2 separate regions of the Homo sapiens genome follow, and region 1 is linked to region 2. A link is an interaction called in ENCODE POLR2A ChIA-PET data of the cell type or tissue named here. Cell type or tissue: PC-9. All regions are shown on one strand.

Region 1 (8,000 bases), 750 kb after region 2:
GCTCACCCACCTCAGAACAACTGAATATTTTTTCATCATAACAATCTCTGATAAAAATGTTTAAATTGCATTATGCTGGCTTCTTTAAAAGAGAACAGTAAGGATTTATGACTGGATATTTCTACCTCCAGAACCCAGCAAGTCCAAGGGAGAACTCATTATCTCCCTATCTGAAAATCCTGTTTCTCCTCCCCAATTCCCGATCTCAAGAAATAGTACTGTATCCACCCAGTACTGATGTAGGAAACCAAAGCGCCCTTCTTGACTGTCTTCCCTCTCTCTCTTACCTTCACTCAATCAGAAATTATTTGGGCATGTTATTTAGCTCCTCTGCATCTCAGTTTCCTCATCTGTAGAATGAGGATTATAATAGTTCAGACTGGGCCTGGTGCAGTGGCTCATGCCTGTAATCCCCAGCACTTTGGGAAGCTGAGGTGGGAGGATCGCTTGAACCCAGGAGTTCGAGACCAGCCTGGCCAACGTAGCAAGACCTTGTCTTTATTGTCTTTAAAATAATAATTTTAAAAAATAGTACAGACCTCACAAGGTTGTCATTGTAAGTTTTCAATGTCCAGTGCTTGTGATTGTGCCTAGCACATCATAAGTGTCATATATGGGTGTTCTTTCTCCTTCTCCCACCACATTAAACATCTCTAGAGTCTGTTTCCTTCTCCCCATTACCACTGCCAATGCCCTAAATCTAGCTACTGTTGAATTCCTCTCACCTGTTCCTCAAATTGGTTTCCAAGCATTCACTGTCTCTGACCTCACCCAACCCCTTTCCAATCCATTCTTTGCAAGGAAGAGCCATCTCCCACATTCAAATCTGAGCATATCTTTTCTATGCCTGAAAGCCTACCATGGCTCTCCCCAAGTCCAGCTTCTAGAAATGGCTTTTAAGGCCCTATGTGATCGGCCTCTGCTTCCCACTCCAGCCCTGTGTTCCAGAAGGTTATGGTTAATGGAAGTCTGACTTCAGCATGAAGCATCATGGATCCTGTCCCCCTTCCTAGTAATAAGGGAATCCTCCCAATGAGGTGGCTTCCAAAGTGTGAGGAAATCATGTTGCCTCCCCTAAGTCCTTCCTCTACCCAAAGCGTGAGGTTACACGTTTAGTTTTCTTGTCCTCTTAACACAACAGTACTCCCTGGGAGGGCCAATATTCTAAGCTTCTTTCCTACTGAGCTTTGGTGGATAACCAGCTTCTCATGAGAGATGATGAAAAAGTTTGATTTATGGCCCAAGACAGAGGGCATGGGCTAGCAAGGTGGACCACAGCACCTAATCGAAAGTGACAAAACACAACTACATGGGAGAAACCTCAGTCTCATTGTGATGGGAGGGAAGTGGACCTGTTTCCTCCTAGGAGAGCAAGAGGATCAGGAGTCCTAAGATAATGTTTCTCAAATTGGAGTGTGCATGAGACCCACCTGGAGGGCTTGTTCAAACATATTGTGGGGTCCCACCACAGAGATCCAGATTCAGTGGGTCTGGTGTGGAGTCTGAGAATCTGCACCTCTCACAAGTTCCCCGGTGATGCCAAGCTGCTGGTCCCAGGGTCCTACTTGGAGAACCACTGCTCAGGGGGACTGTCACGGGAAGCCTACAGTCCTGGGCAGAGGGAGCAGGATCTTCCTTGCTTCCCCCATCTCTAAGTCCAGGGCTGGGAGGGGAAATGTAATGCAGACATTGTTATTCACCACAATGCTTAGGGAGAGCTTGGTGTGTGTTTGGGAGGGATACTTTGATAAACCACTGGGATGGAGGGTGACCCCAACAGCTTGTTTCTGCTACCAAAAGTGGACACTAAATGGCTTACCTACAAGTAGAGAGATTCGTTCTGGTCTTAGGGGAAGGGGGAAAGGAAGGCAAATGAGGAGAACTAGTCAGATGACAAAAGGCAGTAGGCTTCAACATGGGCCCTTCCCAGTGGAACTTCCACTTTCAGAAAAGTTGACTACACTCACGAAATGCTTGGGGGAGAGGCCTGTTAGTAGGTGAAGGTCTGAGCTTTTCCCAAGTGTGTGGAAAGAGGCAGGAGCCACAGGACCCAGAGGTGGACAGAACTCAGAAAACATCAGCCCCAGCAACTCTTGGCAATCCTGCCCCAGACTTTGGGTTACTTAGGTGTGGAAACGAGTATTTAAGCCCAGCACACACAGGCTGCCGGGGTATAGGGAGCTACAGGGGATCTGCTGGCCTGTGGGAGGAGCAGAGGTCCAGGCAGGGCCTGCGGCCAGGTGGAGTGGCCTTTCCCTGCTCTGAGAGGCCCTGAGGGGTGAGCAGTTGAAGCAGGGAGGCCAGTGGGGTAGGTGCCCCCACTCTCCCGAAACCAAGGGCCTGGAGGCACTCACCCTGCCGCCTGCCGCTCATGGCATCACCACCAAGAGAGGGAGGCTACAGCGTGGGCAGAGCAAAGGGACATGGGGCACTGTGCAGCTGGAGCAGCAGGGTCAAGGCTGGCAGGGCAAGCAGGTCTAAGAGTTCACAGGCTCACAGAGAACCACCTGAACCTCTGCCTGGGCTGCCTCCTGAGACTGTGCTGTGTGTTTGTGGCCAGTGTGTGGAAACCCCTTTGTTTTTCTTTGCACTTTCCTCCCTCGGCCTGCTGGGGCCTGCGGAAACTCCTGTTGCAACTAGGCCAGAGGGCGAAGACTGCAACTGGACTGACCAGGGAGACCAGCTTTGGGGAGGGCGTGGCGCACGAGCAGGGCTCACCAGGAGCAGCTGCACCAAGGAGAGATGGGCAGCTGAGGCCTTTATCCTGGCACCTCAGAGCATTCATTTGGTCCTGCCCCAAGGACAGCCTTTAGCCTCTGAAGGTCCAGGGTCAGACCCCCAGCTCCAAATTATCTGAAGAGAACTCCTGTCTACCACAGGAGCAACTGCCAGCATCTATGTCTGACATTGATGAGGGGGTCATCCACCCTCATATCCAAGTCCTTGTTCTTCCTGAGGGCGACTCGAGACTATGGGCTCAGGGTCTCACATTATAGCCACTTGACCTGCATGTGCACAAGAGAAGTTTTTGATGGGAGGGAGGGATGGAGGCAAGGGGGCAAATAGGAGGGAGAGCACCACCTAGAAGGTGAGCACCTGCGGAGTGAGGGCAGGCAGAAAGGAGGTTGCATCCCCTTGATGGCATCTGTTTCCATGGTTACAGCCCCAGAAAAGGAGCAGAGTTCTCACTAGGCCCTTGCTACCTGCTCTAGGCCAAAGGGGAGACCCAAGACAAAAGGTTGACACATGCCCCTGACCATCACAAAAACCTTCTATTTGCTACAGCAGCAGAGGGGAGCAGTGCCCACTCAGAGCCCCAGGGGAGGGTCTAAAGCCACCGTTCATGACTAGCTTTTCAAGCAGAAATGCCAGGCACGGTCAAGTTATCTGAGCAGGGGCTACAGATGTTTGGTCAAACCCTTTAGGGCTTCGGAGCACAAGTGTGGAGGCTGAGAGAAGATTAGGAAAGGAGTTGGGACTAGGGCAGGTACAACCTCTGGAATGGAATTGAAGGATCCTTCCCAGCACAAGCCAGCCAGGGCAGCTGGGGCCAAGTGTTCTACAGGACAGTCAGCAGTCCAGTAGCCAGGGAGACCACAGCAGCTTCTGGGGAAGTCTAAGAGGTGGTGATGCAAACGTTGAGCTTACCTGGTGCAGTAGCTGATGCAGTCCCCAGTGGAGGGGCTGTATGACAAGGGCTTACAAGAATGTCTATGGCAGAGGCTGGGCGCGGTGGCTCATGCCTGTAATCCCAGCACTTTGGGAGGCTGAGGCGGGCAGATCACCAGGTCAGGAGATTGCGTCCATCCTGGCTAACACAGTGAAACCCTGTCTCTACTAAAAATACAAAAAAATTAGCCGGGCGCGGTGGCGGGCGCCTGTAGTCCCAGCTACTCTACTCAGGAGGCTGAGGCAGGAAAATAGCATGAACCTGGGAGGCGGAGCTTGCAGTGAGCCGAGATCGCGCCACTGCACTCCAGCCTGGGTGACAGAACAAGACTCCGTCTCAAAAAAAAAAAAAAAAAAAAAAAAAGGAATGTCTGTGGCAGAAACATAATCAACAGCAAAAGGAGCTAGCAAAAATTGAAGTCCTACCTGGATTGGAAGGACCAATCTGGGTTCAAATCCTAGCTCTGCAACTTATCAACTGATTGACCTTGGGCAAGTCACTTAAGCTCTCTGTGACTGTTTTGTCAACTTTAAGAGGTGACTATAATAGCACCTGCCTAATGAGATGGTTGAGAGGTGACATGAAATAAAAAAAATTACAGAGCTTGGTATATTGCCTGGCACAACTGAGCATGAAATTTGGTATTATCATTGACAAGCAACAACATCTATGATATATTATTAAGTGAACAAATAAAATATACATGTATGGCATAACTCCATTTATGCAAACAGGCACCTCTATATTTTCCTCTGTCTGTGTGTATTTATAAAGAGGATAATCAGGAAGGATCAAACTTCACAGTGGTTAATTCTGGGGAGTGGAATTGGGGAAGTGAGTGAAAGGGGATTTCTTTGTTCCACTAACAAGCATCTAGACTGGTGTTTTGGGGGAATGAGGGTGAGGATGGTAAAAGATGTGGGGGTGAAAGGCACCCTTTCTGTCTCAAGGGACTGTGACCTGCTCACAGAAACTTGCCAAGGCCTCAGTATGTACTTATTGGTCTGAGAACCTCATGTGTCCTCAGGTAACACTCATGGAGCTTTCTCACTGTGGATGATGCAGTTTACCAGGCACCGACTACCTGGCTGCTTGCTTCCTCTGCATAGGGGCCCTCCATTCCATGGCAGGGTCGTGTGTGCCAGCCAGGACATATCCCTGCCCCCAGGCTCCATACCAATCTAGAACCCAACTGGGAGAACCTGAAGAGCAGGAGACTGTCTTTGGTACTCAGCTTTGGGTGAGGCTCACTGCAACGACGGGAGTTTCCCGATGTTGATTGCTGGGTACTGCAGTGGCCATTCTCTCCTTCTTCCTCTTGGTAATTGAGTACCCACAGTAGGCTAAATAACAACCCCCCAGAATATCACGTCCAAATCCCTGGAACCTGTCATGTTATCTCATTTGGAGAAAAGATTTTTGCAGATGTGGTTAAAAATCTCAAGATGGGGAGATTATCCTGGATATTTAGATGGGCCCTAAAAATGCATTCACACATGTCCTTATAAGACTAAAGTGGAGGGTCATTACACAGACAGAAGAGGAGAAGGCAGTGTGACCACAGAGGCAAGGACTGGAGTGATGTGGCCACAAACTAAAGAATGCCAGCAGCACCCAGAATTTGAAAGAGACAAGGAAGGGATTCTCCCCTGGAGCTTCTGTTAAGGACTACAACCCTCATAACACTTTGGGTTTTGGCTGACACAGATTTTGGACTTCTGGCCTCCAGACCTCCAGAACTGTCAGAGGATAAATTTTTTTGTTCTTTTAAGTCACCAAGTTTTTAGTAATTCATTATAGCAGCCATGGGAAACTAATACAACCCTTATCCTTGGATTTTAGCTGGACACATGACCATATAGGTAGAGACTACATTTCCCAGCTTCCCTTATAACTGAGAGTAGCCCTGTGACTAGGCATGGCCAATGACTAGAAGTGATGTAACTTCGGCTTCCCGAGTTTCAAAATCATGTCTTTGTGAGTTGAGACTGCTGTGATAACACACCGCACCATAAACTGGGTGGCTTGTAAACAACACACATTTTTAATTTAATTTTTTTTCAACTTTTATTCTAGATTCGAGGGGTACCTGTGCGGGTTTGTTACATGGGTATATCACGTGATGCTGAGATGTGGGGTAGATTCTGTCACCCAAGTAGTGAGCATAGAACCCAATAGGTAGTTTTTTAGCCCACGCCCCTCCCTCCTCCAGGAATTTGCACTGTCCATTATTCCCATCTTTATTTCAATATGTACCCAGTGTTTAGCTCCCTCTTATAAATGAGAACATGTGATATTTGGTTTTCTGTTCCTGTGTTAATTTGCTTAGGATAATGGCCTCCAGCTGCATCCATGTTGCTGCACAGGACATGATTTTGTTCTTTTTTTATGGCTGGGTAGTATTCCATGGTGTATATGTACCACATGTTTTTGATCCAGTCCACCATAGATGGGTACCTAGATTGGTTTCATGTCTTTGCTATTGTGAATAGTAGCCTGTAGATGTGGTTAAGAATCTCAAGATGGGGAGATTATCCTGGATATTTAGATGGGCCCTAAAAATGCAATCACACATGTCCTTATAAGATAAAAGTGGAGGGGCATTACACAGACAGAAGAGAAGGCAGTGTGACCACAGAGTTTCTGCTTGCGGTGTCAAGCCAGCCAGTGACTATATAGGGCTTTTGCAACAGAGATACGGTGTGAATAGTAGCTACAATGAACATACAAGTACGTGTGCCCTTTTGGTAGAACAATTTATTTTCCTTGGAGTATATTTCCTCAGTAATAGGATTCCTAAGTTGAATGGTAGCCTTAACAACAGAATTTGTGTGTGTGTGTGGTTCTAGAAGCTGGGAAGTCCAAGATCAAGGCACCAGCAGATTCTGTGTCTCATTTGTCCTCACATGGTGGAAGGGGCAAAGGGTTTCTCTCTGGCCTCTTTTATAAGGGTATTAATCCCATGCACGACGGTTCTACCCTGTGACCTAATCACCTCTCAAAGGCCACGCTTCCTAATACTATCACCTTAGGGATTAAGATTTCAACATAAGAATGGGCATTGGGTGGAAGACATTCAGTCCATAGCATTAAGTTTCTTGCCCTCCATATTCTCTTTCCTACAGGTTGGAACTCCAATATGGTGCTGGTAGCCAGCTGTGACCAAGAAGAGGACAACCGGAGCAACAATCTTAGACACAAGGATGGAAGCTGTAAGGCAGGGGAGGAGTTCCAGGGTCCCTGGAGAACTTCATGGAGCTGAGGACGTCCTTCCTGTTTTGTAGTGTTGCATGAGAGAGGAATAACATTCTATATTATTTGGCTGGGCGCGGTGGCTCATGCCTGTAATCCCAGCACTTTGGGAGGCCGAGGTGGGCGGATCAACTGAGGTCAGGAGTTCAAGACTAGCCTGGCCAACATGGCAAAACCCCGTCTCTACTAAAAAATACAAAAATTAGCCGAGCGTGGTAGAGCATGCCTGTAATCCCAGCTACGCAGGAGGCTGAGGCAGGAGAATCACTTGAACCCTGGAGGCAGAGGTTGCAGTGAGCCGAGATAGTGCCACTGCACTCCAGCCTGGGTGACAGAATGAGACTCTCAAAAAAAAAAAAAACACCTGTATTAGTTAAGCCCTGTCATATCGGATCTTTTTGTCACAGCAGCTAGTTTATGCTGTAGCTAAACCACTGCGCTTCTGTCTTGTTCTGATAATCTAGGTCTCCACCTACCCATAAATCCCCCCTACAGCCTGTGCCTGGGTCCTGGTATCCTGCTGACCTACAAATATCTTCCTGGATTCCTGAATATCACCACCTCCAGGATTATTGAGCCCCACGCTCTGTCTGTTGGGACACTTCCACTACTCTGTGTGGAGCTGCCTTATGCAGACTGCTGGCACTACCAGAGTTTGCCTGCCACCACACCCTTCAGATTGTCAGGCTCTAGCTTCGCTGTCCCTTCAGCTGGCTTTGTCTCCCTGGAGTCTCCCCACTCCAGATAGAAAGTTGGCCTTGAGGCCCTAACTCTTTCTTGTCCATCCTGTCCTGCAGCAATTAACTAGGCCCCTCCTGGCTATGTCCTGAGTTATATAGGGAAAGGTTTGCCTGGCTCCTCACAGGAAGCATACCATGGAAGTACAAATCCCTACCCCCAATACCTTCCCTGGCTTACCCTGAAGCTGAGTAGAATTTCTGCTCGCAGTGTCAAACCAGCTGGTGACTATATAGGGCTTTTTCAATAGAGATACATTTCATTCTTTGCTAGCTTACACTTATGTTTGTTTTCCTTCCTGCAACTTTACGGCGGACATCAGATACTGATGTTTGCCTGA
Region 2 (8,000 bases):
GCTTCACCAGAACACGTATAATAAAAATAGGTAAAGATTCAAACAAAACAAAACTGTGGCCCTGTTTCAAAAGAGGAAATAAATATGGGTTGTAAACCCAACAAATGTCTGTAACAGATCTCCTGCAAATGAGAACCTGGATTTCCTACTTCGTGTTAAGCTAACTTCCCTTTAATTCCTTCATTTTATCACATGTCCCAGGGATTTGGCTCTTCCACTGCTATCATGATTGCAAATGGACTCTTTTCTTCTTCTCTTTGGTCACCTGAGAAATAAGGTACTCTCTCCTACTCCATCTCTATTTTTCTGACTTCGAAATAAGACAAAAACAATTAACCAGACAGATGAAAGTGAATAACAATAACAACAAAAATTTATTTAGAGTTTTAAATGTTTGTTTCTGCTAGAAACTGCATGTTAACATAAAGGCTAATAAAAATAATCAGACCTTAGAAAGTAAGTTCTATTTCTATCCCTCTTCAAAGGATCCTTTGAGATGCCTCAGGGAGTACCTCCTCTGGTCAGTTTTCTTTACCACCCCCACCCCTGATCTGAGTTATTGAACACCTCTGCCCCTGTGCTCACTCATACTATATTGTAGTTTTCTGTTTACTTATCTGCCTTACGCATTGGCTCATGTGTTCCTTGAAGGAAGGGTTTCTACCTTTATCTCTGTATTAGCACTACAAAGCTCAGTGTCTGGGACATATACAGTGAAGGGTCAGTAAATATTTTCAGAATGAGTGAGTGTTTCATATCCCAGTTATACTTAAACCTGATAGCAGCCCTGTGAGATAGAGGTGATCAACCTGAGGCTTAGAGAGGTAAGGTAGGTGACTTGCTTAAGGTCATAAATAGTAAGTAGAATCAGGATTGGAGCTCAAATCTATCTGATAAAAAGTCTGAGCCCTTGACCAGGGCTTTGGTCAAAACTGTTCATTTATTTGGAATAAGGTTCAAAATGTAGCTGGGAGTAGTTTTCCCTGATTGAATCCTACCTGCCTTTCTAACCCTTTTTGTCATTTTTCTCCTTCACGCATCTTTCCTCACAGCCCCTGAACAGACTTGGGCTTTCCTGCCTCTTTGTTTTCACTGGACTCTGTCAACTCTGCTTACTAAACTCTTACACCTTCTTCAAGGATCAGCTCAGACATCATCTCTTTTACAAAATTTTCCTTTATCACATACCCAGAAGTGACATCATCCTCCTTTGAATTGTCATATTATTTCCTGAACCATGAACATGGCATGTGTGACATACTAGCTCTGCTCAAACTATTAGTCTCCATATTAAACTACTAGATCATGCCTTGTCCTCTTTATGGCCCTTAGTATAGTGATTTGCACATAGTAGACTTTTTACAAATTTGCTGAATAAATTAATGGTGGTAGTGGTGACTTTTTGGTATGCCAACCATTTCCCCCACTGTCTAGGGCTTAGGACTGTGCAAATCATTGTTAGATCTGCCCTATTTCTTCATACCTTATAGGCTGTGATATGGTTTGGCTGTGTCCCCACCCAAGTCTCATCTTGAATTGTAGTTCCCATAATCCCCACATGTTGTGGGAGGGACCCAGTAGGAGGTAATTGAATCGTGGGGACATTTTCCCCCATGCTATTCTGATGATAGTAAGTTCTCATGAGATCTGATGATTTTATAAGAGGCTTCCCCCTTCACTTGGCTCTCATTCTTCTCTTTCCTGCTGCCATGTGAAGAAGGACGTGTTTGCTTCCCCCTTCACCATGATTGTAAGTTTTCTGAGGCCTCCCCAGCCCTGTGGAACTGTGAGTCACTTAAACCTCTTTCCTTTATAAATTACCCAGTCTCCGGCATTTCTTCATAGCAGCATGAGAACAAACTAATATAGGCTGTATTCTCTCTTGATAACCAAAGGAGTTTTATATATTCAGAACTACCAAATATCAGCTTGGCAAATTTAAGTATAAATGGGCTTTTGATAGCTGTTAACAATGGGTTTTCACAAGTAGTTGGGAGACATGGCTTTGTGAATAAGTTTTGTTTCGTTTTCATTAAGAAGGAATAGTGACTGGGACAAGAAAAAGAAGGGAATATATTCCAGGTGTTTCTAGGGGTGAGGTAATTTGGCCTGCTAACAGTAAAACCCCAAGTTAATCAGAACCCGATTAACTTGCATTAATTGGCACCTCAATTATACACACACACACACACACACACACACACACACACATACATAAAGCAGACAGAAAAAGGGAGAGAGAGAGAGAAGAGACAGAGAGAAGAGAGAAGGGGAAAGGATCTGCCCTTAATAGAGACAAATGACAACAACAAATGAAACAGCAGCAAAATAATATCAAAACAGCATCTAGCCGCATAGGTTCTGCTCTCAATAACAGCATCATTTTCAGAAACGAAGCAACTCAAAATCCTGAATCATGTGACAAGATTGAAAGATAAAAGGGCTTAACCAGAAAATTCATGTAACCAGCACATGTCATTTCCCACAAATTATGCTTAAGCAGTGTTGTATATCATATCACTATAGTCTTATAAGATTATAGTTATACATCATCACTATATCATATATCATATCACTATATAGTTATATATCACATCACTATAATCTTATAAGATTATGGTGAGCCACCTAGAAGTTGTGGGTAGGTATGACTATATAATATTCTTCAAGAAAACAACTTTGGAAAGTTATTTAAGGCTTGAATTATATTATAGCAATGAAACTAACTGGAAATATAAGGGTATTTTTAAACAGACTTGAATCTTCAATATGCAGCTGGAGCAGCAGATCCTGGTATGACTTGTTTTCTGCTAACTTGCAGGCTTCTTCAATGATCAGGTTTCAAGTTTCACTGCGGCAACTGACTCAAAGTGATTATTTAGCCTGCAAAATAGAAAAGAGTATAAAGGGACATGGTTGAAGTACTGAAAATTGCAATTACAGAGGGCACGTGAAAATTGATCTGTTCCTCCTTTTTATCTGGTTGAATACAGGAACAAGAGAATTTAAAATACATTTTAGTTTTAATGAGAATACCAGAGATGTATGATTTTATGTGGCATTTTAAGAGGATATTATTCACAATGGCAAAGGAATCATGGGGAAAAAAAGTGACAGAAGGTATATATTTTTTACTGAATAATCACACATTTTAACGTTTAGCGATAGAGTCAACAAAATCATGTTTCAGGTGGTTAGACCCCAAGAACTTTTGGGCTAACACTGAAGATTCTGCTGGAAGAACACAATGGCTAGTACAATAAGTAAGGTTGGGAGCAAATTAACATGGTGGGCAAAGTGGTCCGTGTGTCACATAGTGTCCACATAATGATGATGATGATAAGGATAATAGCTAGTGTGTTTACAGCTACTTCCCCATTATTTGTAAGAAAAATTATATGAGTTTCATTTTGTTTTGTTTTCTTTTTTGCTTGAATTGCCTTCCCTGGGCTCCTTCCCAGCTCCCACATGCCCAATTCTGCATATTCAAATTTGACCTCTTCTTCAAATACCCTTTTAAAAATGCAGTGTAGTGCAAACAGCAATCTCTGACCTCACTACTAAGAAAGAGTAATCTTCTACTCTGAATCCCTCCTCCATACCTCTCATGCAGCACTAGTCATTTCCTGCCTAGTAATGTGGCTATGTGACTTATTATGTGGTTAGTTTCCCTTACTAGATCTTTGCATACGATTCATTATTTATCTCTGTATTCTCTGCATTGTCATAAGCTTTTATATAATAAGCAACGAACAAATATTTATAAATAATTATAAATATGTGTTTAATTAATGGAATAGTAGGAATGGAGTTGTATTAATTTCACTTTGTCACATCAGGCTCTCTTTGACCAATGTCTCATCTTTTCCAAGGATAAAGATGTAGTTCTTATGACTTCATGGACTCAGCATTGCCAGTGTTCAGACAGTGTACAATAGATATGTGCCAGAATCTTTATGTGTGAGTTAATTTTATACATTTTATAAATTTCATATATATATATATATATTTTTGTTTGTTTGTTTGTTTGTTTTGAGATGAAGTCTCGCTCTGTTGCCCAGCCTGGAGTGCAGTGGCGTGATCTCGGCTCACCATAACCTCCGCCTCCCAGGTTCAAGTGATTCTCCTGCCTCAGCCTCCTGAGTAGCTGGGACTGCAGGTGCATGCCACCACACCCAGCTAATTTTTGTATTTTTAGTAGAGACGGGGTTTCACTATGTTGGCCAGGCTGGCCTCGTACTCCTGACCTCATGATCCACCTGACTCGGCCTCCCAAAGTGCTGAGATTACAGGCGTGAGCCACCGCGCCCAGCCAAATTTCATTATATTTTAATGCCAGAGGGGTCTTGCTATTTAGAGGAACCATACATAGGATCCTTCTGAAATATTTAGCTTCTAATTTAAGAGTTTTGTAAGTTGTAATTTTAATACGCAGTGTTTTTTATATTTGTATTTTTTAAAATTTCTTATTTTTTTTTTTTTTTTTTTAGATGGAGCCTCGCTCTGTCACCCAGGCTGGAGTGCAGTGGTGTGATCTCGTCTCACTGCAGCTTCTGCCACCCAGGTTCAAGAAATTCTCCCTGCCTCAGCATCCCAAGTAACTGTGATTACAGGCGCCTGCCACCATGCCCAGCTAATTTTTGGATTTTTTAGTAGAGACGGGGTTTCGCCATGTTGGCCAGGCTGGTCTTGAACACCTGACCTCAGATGATCCACCCACCTCGGCCTCCCAAAGTGCTGGGATTACAGGTGTGAGCCACCTCGCCTGGCCCCAAAAATTTCTATACAGTAAAAGTCACTCATTTTAGCACATGACACCATGTGTTTTTACAAATGCATAGAGTCATATAATCAAGAAACAGAAAGTGCCATCACTCAAAAAATTCTCTCATACTGTCCTTTTGTTAGCTTGTCCCTTTGTCCCTGACCCCTGGCAACCACCTATCTGTCCTATGTCCCTATAGTTTTGCTTTTCCCGAATGTCATATAAATGGAACTAGAAAGAATACAGCCTTTTGAGTCTGGCTTCTTTCACTTAACATAATGCATTTGAGATTTATTCATATTGTTGTAATATGTATCAATAGTTCATTTATTTTCATTGTTGAGTAGTATTCCATAGTATGGAGATATTCATACTATGGAATATCAAAGGAATATCATACAGTTGAAGGATATTTGGGTTGTTTCCAGGTTCTGGCTATTATGAATAAATCTACTGTAAATATTCACGTACAGTTTTTTGTATGAACATATGCTTTCATTTTTCTTTGGTAAATATCTAGGAGTAGGATTATTGGCCATGTGGTATGTGTATAACCTCATGAAAACTGCCAACTGCTTTCCAAAGTGGCTGTACCATTTTGCATTCCCATCAACAACGTATGAAAATTGCTCTACACCATTACCAGCACTTGGTAGTATATGCGTTGTTTCAAAAAAGCCATTCTAATGAGTATATAGTAGTATCTCGTTGTGGTTTTAATTTGTTTTTCTCTAATTACAAAAGGTGTTGTGCATCTTTTCATGTACTTATTTTGCTATCTGTATCTCTTCTTTGATGAAATATCTGTTGAAATCTTTTGTCCATTTAAGAAATTGGGTGTTTTTTATGGTTTGATTTTATTTAAATACTTTAAAAAATCAAATAGTTAATTTTGTAGAAAAATTAGAAAATTTAGATAAGAAAAAAAGAGAATTTAAATAACCCATGAATCCACAACTAAGAGATAACTAGTTTAACATTTTGGTATACGTACTTTCAGACTATTTTTTAATGCAGATGTACATGTTACAGACATCTAATCTGAATTACCTTGGCTGCATCAGCCTAAATGTTCTGGCTGAACGGTGGACGGTCAGACTCATTTCTACACCTTGCTCACAAAATGCAACTTAAGATGGGAGAATTTAGTTTCTTCTGTGGAGAAACTAAGTTGCTTTACTCTCTCATACTGACATTTGGTAGTCGGCCAATAAAAAGGCTGGTGTACCAACCGATCACCATAAGTGAAACCCACCATTTGACCTGTCCTCCTCACTCCAGCAAGGCCTTCCAATATATCTTTTTAGTTTATTTCTGTCATGTAAATGCACATACAAAAAGAACAAAAACCCAAGAATCACCAGGTAATTGGGAAAAGCTCACAGTATCAAAGGTAACAAACGAACCAGAAAGGAACTCAGAGGAAACCAAGATGATGCAGGGTACTGAAGAAAATTATTTTTAAAAAGCATTTGGGAATTTACAATACAATCACTGAATTTAAAAGCAGAAAAGAAAAGCATGAGAACATTGATGACATCTCCCAGAAAGTCAAACAAGGAAACAAAGAGATGGAACACTGGAGAAAAAAGGTAAGAGACTTAAAGAATCAATCAGAAATTCTATTGTTTAGCCAGTAGGAGGTCCAGAGAGTATCGAACAAAAATGAAGAAGAAAAAAACTACAGCACTGGGAATAAACACCATCAAAGCTTCCAAAGAGAGGAAAAAGGATCAGATCAAAAGAAAGGAGAAACAATAACCTCATGCTTCTCAATATTGTCACTGAATTCTAGAAAGCAAAGGACTATTATCTTCAATATTCTGAAGAGAAATTAGGTTTAGCTAAGAATTTTAGATCCAACCAAACCACCAATAAAGTATGAGGATAGAATAAAGACATTTTGGCCGGGTGTGGTGGCTCATGCCTGTAATCCCAGGACTTTGGGAGGCTAAGGCTGGTGAATGGCTTGAGCTCAGCAGTTCGAGACCAGCCTGGGCAACATGGCAAAACCGTGTCTTTACAAATACAAAAAAAAAAAAATTAGCTAGGCATGGTGGGCCGTGCACCTGAAGCCCCAGCTACACTGGAGACTGAGGTGGGAGGATCACCTGAGCCTGGGAGATGGGTGCTGCAATGAGCCATAATCGTGCCTCTGCACTCCAGTCTGGGCAACAGAGTAAGACCCTGTCTCAAAAAAAGACATTTTCAGAGATTCAAGGACTCAAAATTTTACCTATATGTACCTTTTCTTAGGAAATGTCTATTTCAGGAATACTGGAGAGTAAACTGAGAAAGAAAAAGTAGTCCAGGAAATGAGAGAGCTAACACAGAGGATAGTGAGGGGAAGTCCTAGAATGACAACCATGCCCCAAGTCTATGGAGCAGTCGTCCTGATTAGATGAGGAGTTAGAGGGATATGAGAGGAAGGTCTTGAGAAAAAATGGAACTGCTAGGTTGTTGGATGTTTTTATGTTTGGAGATTTGGAAAAAAATATTGCTAGCCCTTTGATATTTAGAAATCTTTACATAGTCATAATTATGTGAATACTTATTACCAAATTAATCAAAACACTTTTGCCCTAAGAAAAAAAGTTTTTGTTTTTACCAAAAAGTCCTGCCTTATGACATTTAAAGATTATGATAAAGCTATAGTGAGAGGAAGTGGGGAAAGGAAGTGGAGATTGAATAAGAGAGCGAAATCCTCAACTACTTTAACAGGATGTCTATAGACAATGTCTTAAGTTGATAAATCAAGAAAAAGCCTGAATGAGCAAATTATTTAAACACAAAGACGTAAGTAGTAGATGAAATGGCTGAAACGTTCTTGAAAGTGGCAGATTGGAGAGCAGTATGGGTAAGAAATGGAGCAGAGGTACACTGCTTTCCCATCTAAATCTTCCAGAATAATTAATTTTAAAAATACCATGTGCAAGCAGGACATGATGGTGCATGCCTGTTTTCCCAGCTGCTGGAGAGGCTGGGGCTAGTTGGGAGGATTTCTTGAGCCCAGGAGTTTGAAGCTAGCCTGGGCAACATAGCCAGACCTTTTCTCTAAAAACAACAACAAAACAGAACAAAAAAACCCAACGATGTGCATATATTACTTTGATTAAAAAATTATTTTAAACATATCTGCATATACTTTTCAGATAGAGTTGGAATTGCTGGATCAAAAGACCTAACATTTTTAAAAAGTTTTTGCTATCTACTGTAAAATTGTCTTCCAAAAGTT

The links. Peaks named below come from ENCODE experiments on the same cell type or tissue, not always from the same donor. Only the 100,000 strongest peaks of a DNase experiment are listed, where the experiment ranks them.
Region 1: POLR2A ChIA-PET joins it to region 2 with 13 read pairs; 2 of 35 experiments call an interaction of 5 or more read pairs at or near these places.

The regions. Positions count from the first base shown.
Region 1 is chr2:64,782,312-64,790,311 of GRCh38, forward strand. It overlaps LOC105374776 (a long non-coding RNA gene), which reads left to right. Exons shown (of 3, transcript XR_002959393.2): 2 at 6,796-7,041. Among named protein-coding and RNA genes, the nearest start is that of LINC01800, 77 kb to the right of the region's middle. RefSeq lists an enhancer at 2,354-2,897. In PC-9, no CTCF peak of the experiment used is centred here; DNase peaks (open chromatin) are centred at 2,640, 3,170, 3,670 and 7,930; H3K4me3 peaks cover 1,697 bases; H3K27ac peaks cover 5,730 bases.
Region 2 is chr2:64,032,914-64,040,913 of GRCh38, forward strand. No RefSeq gene overlaps it. Among named protein-coding and RNA genes, the nearest start is that of VPS54, 17 kb to the left of the region's middle. RefSeq lists a silencer at 3,507-3,586. In PC-9, a CTCF peak has its summit at 6,442; no DNase peak of the experiment used is centred here.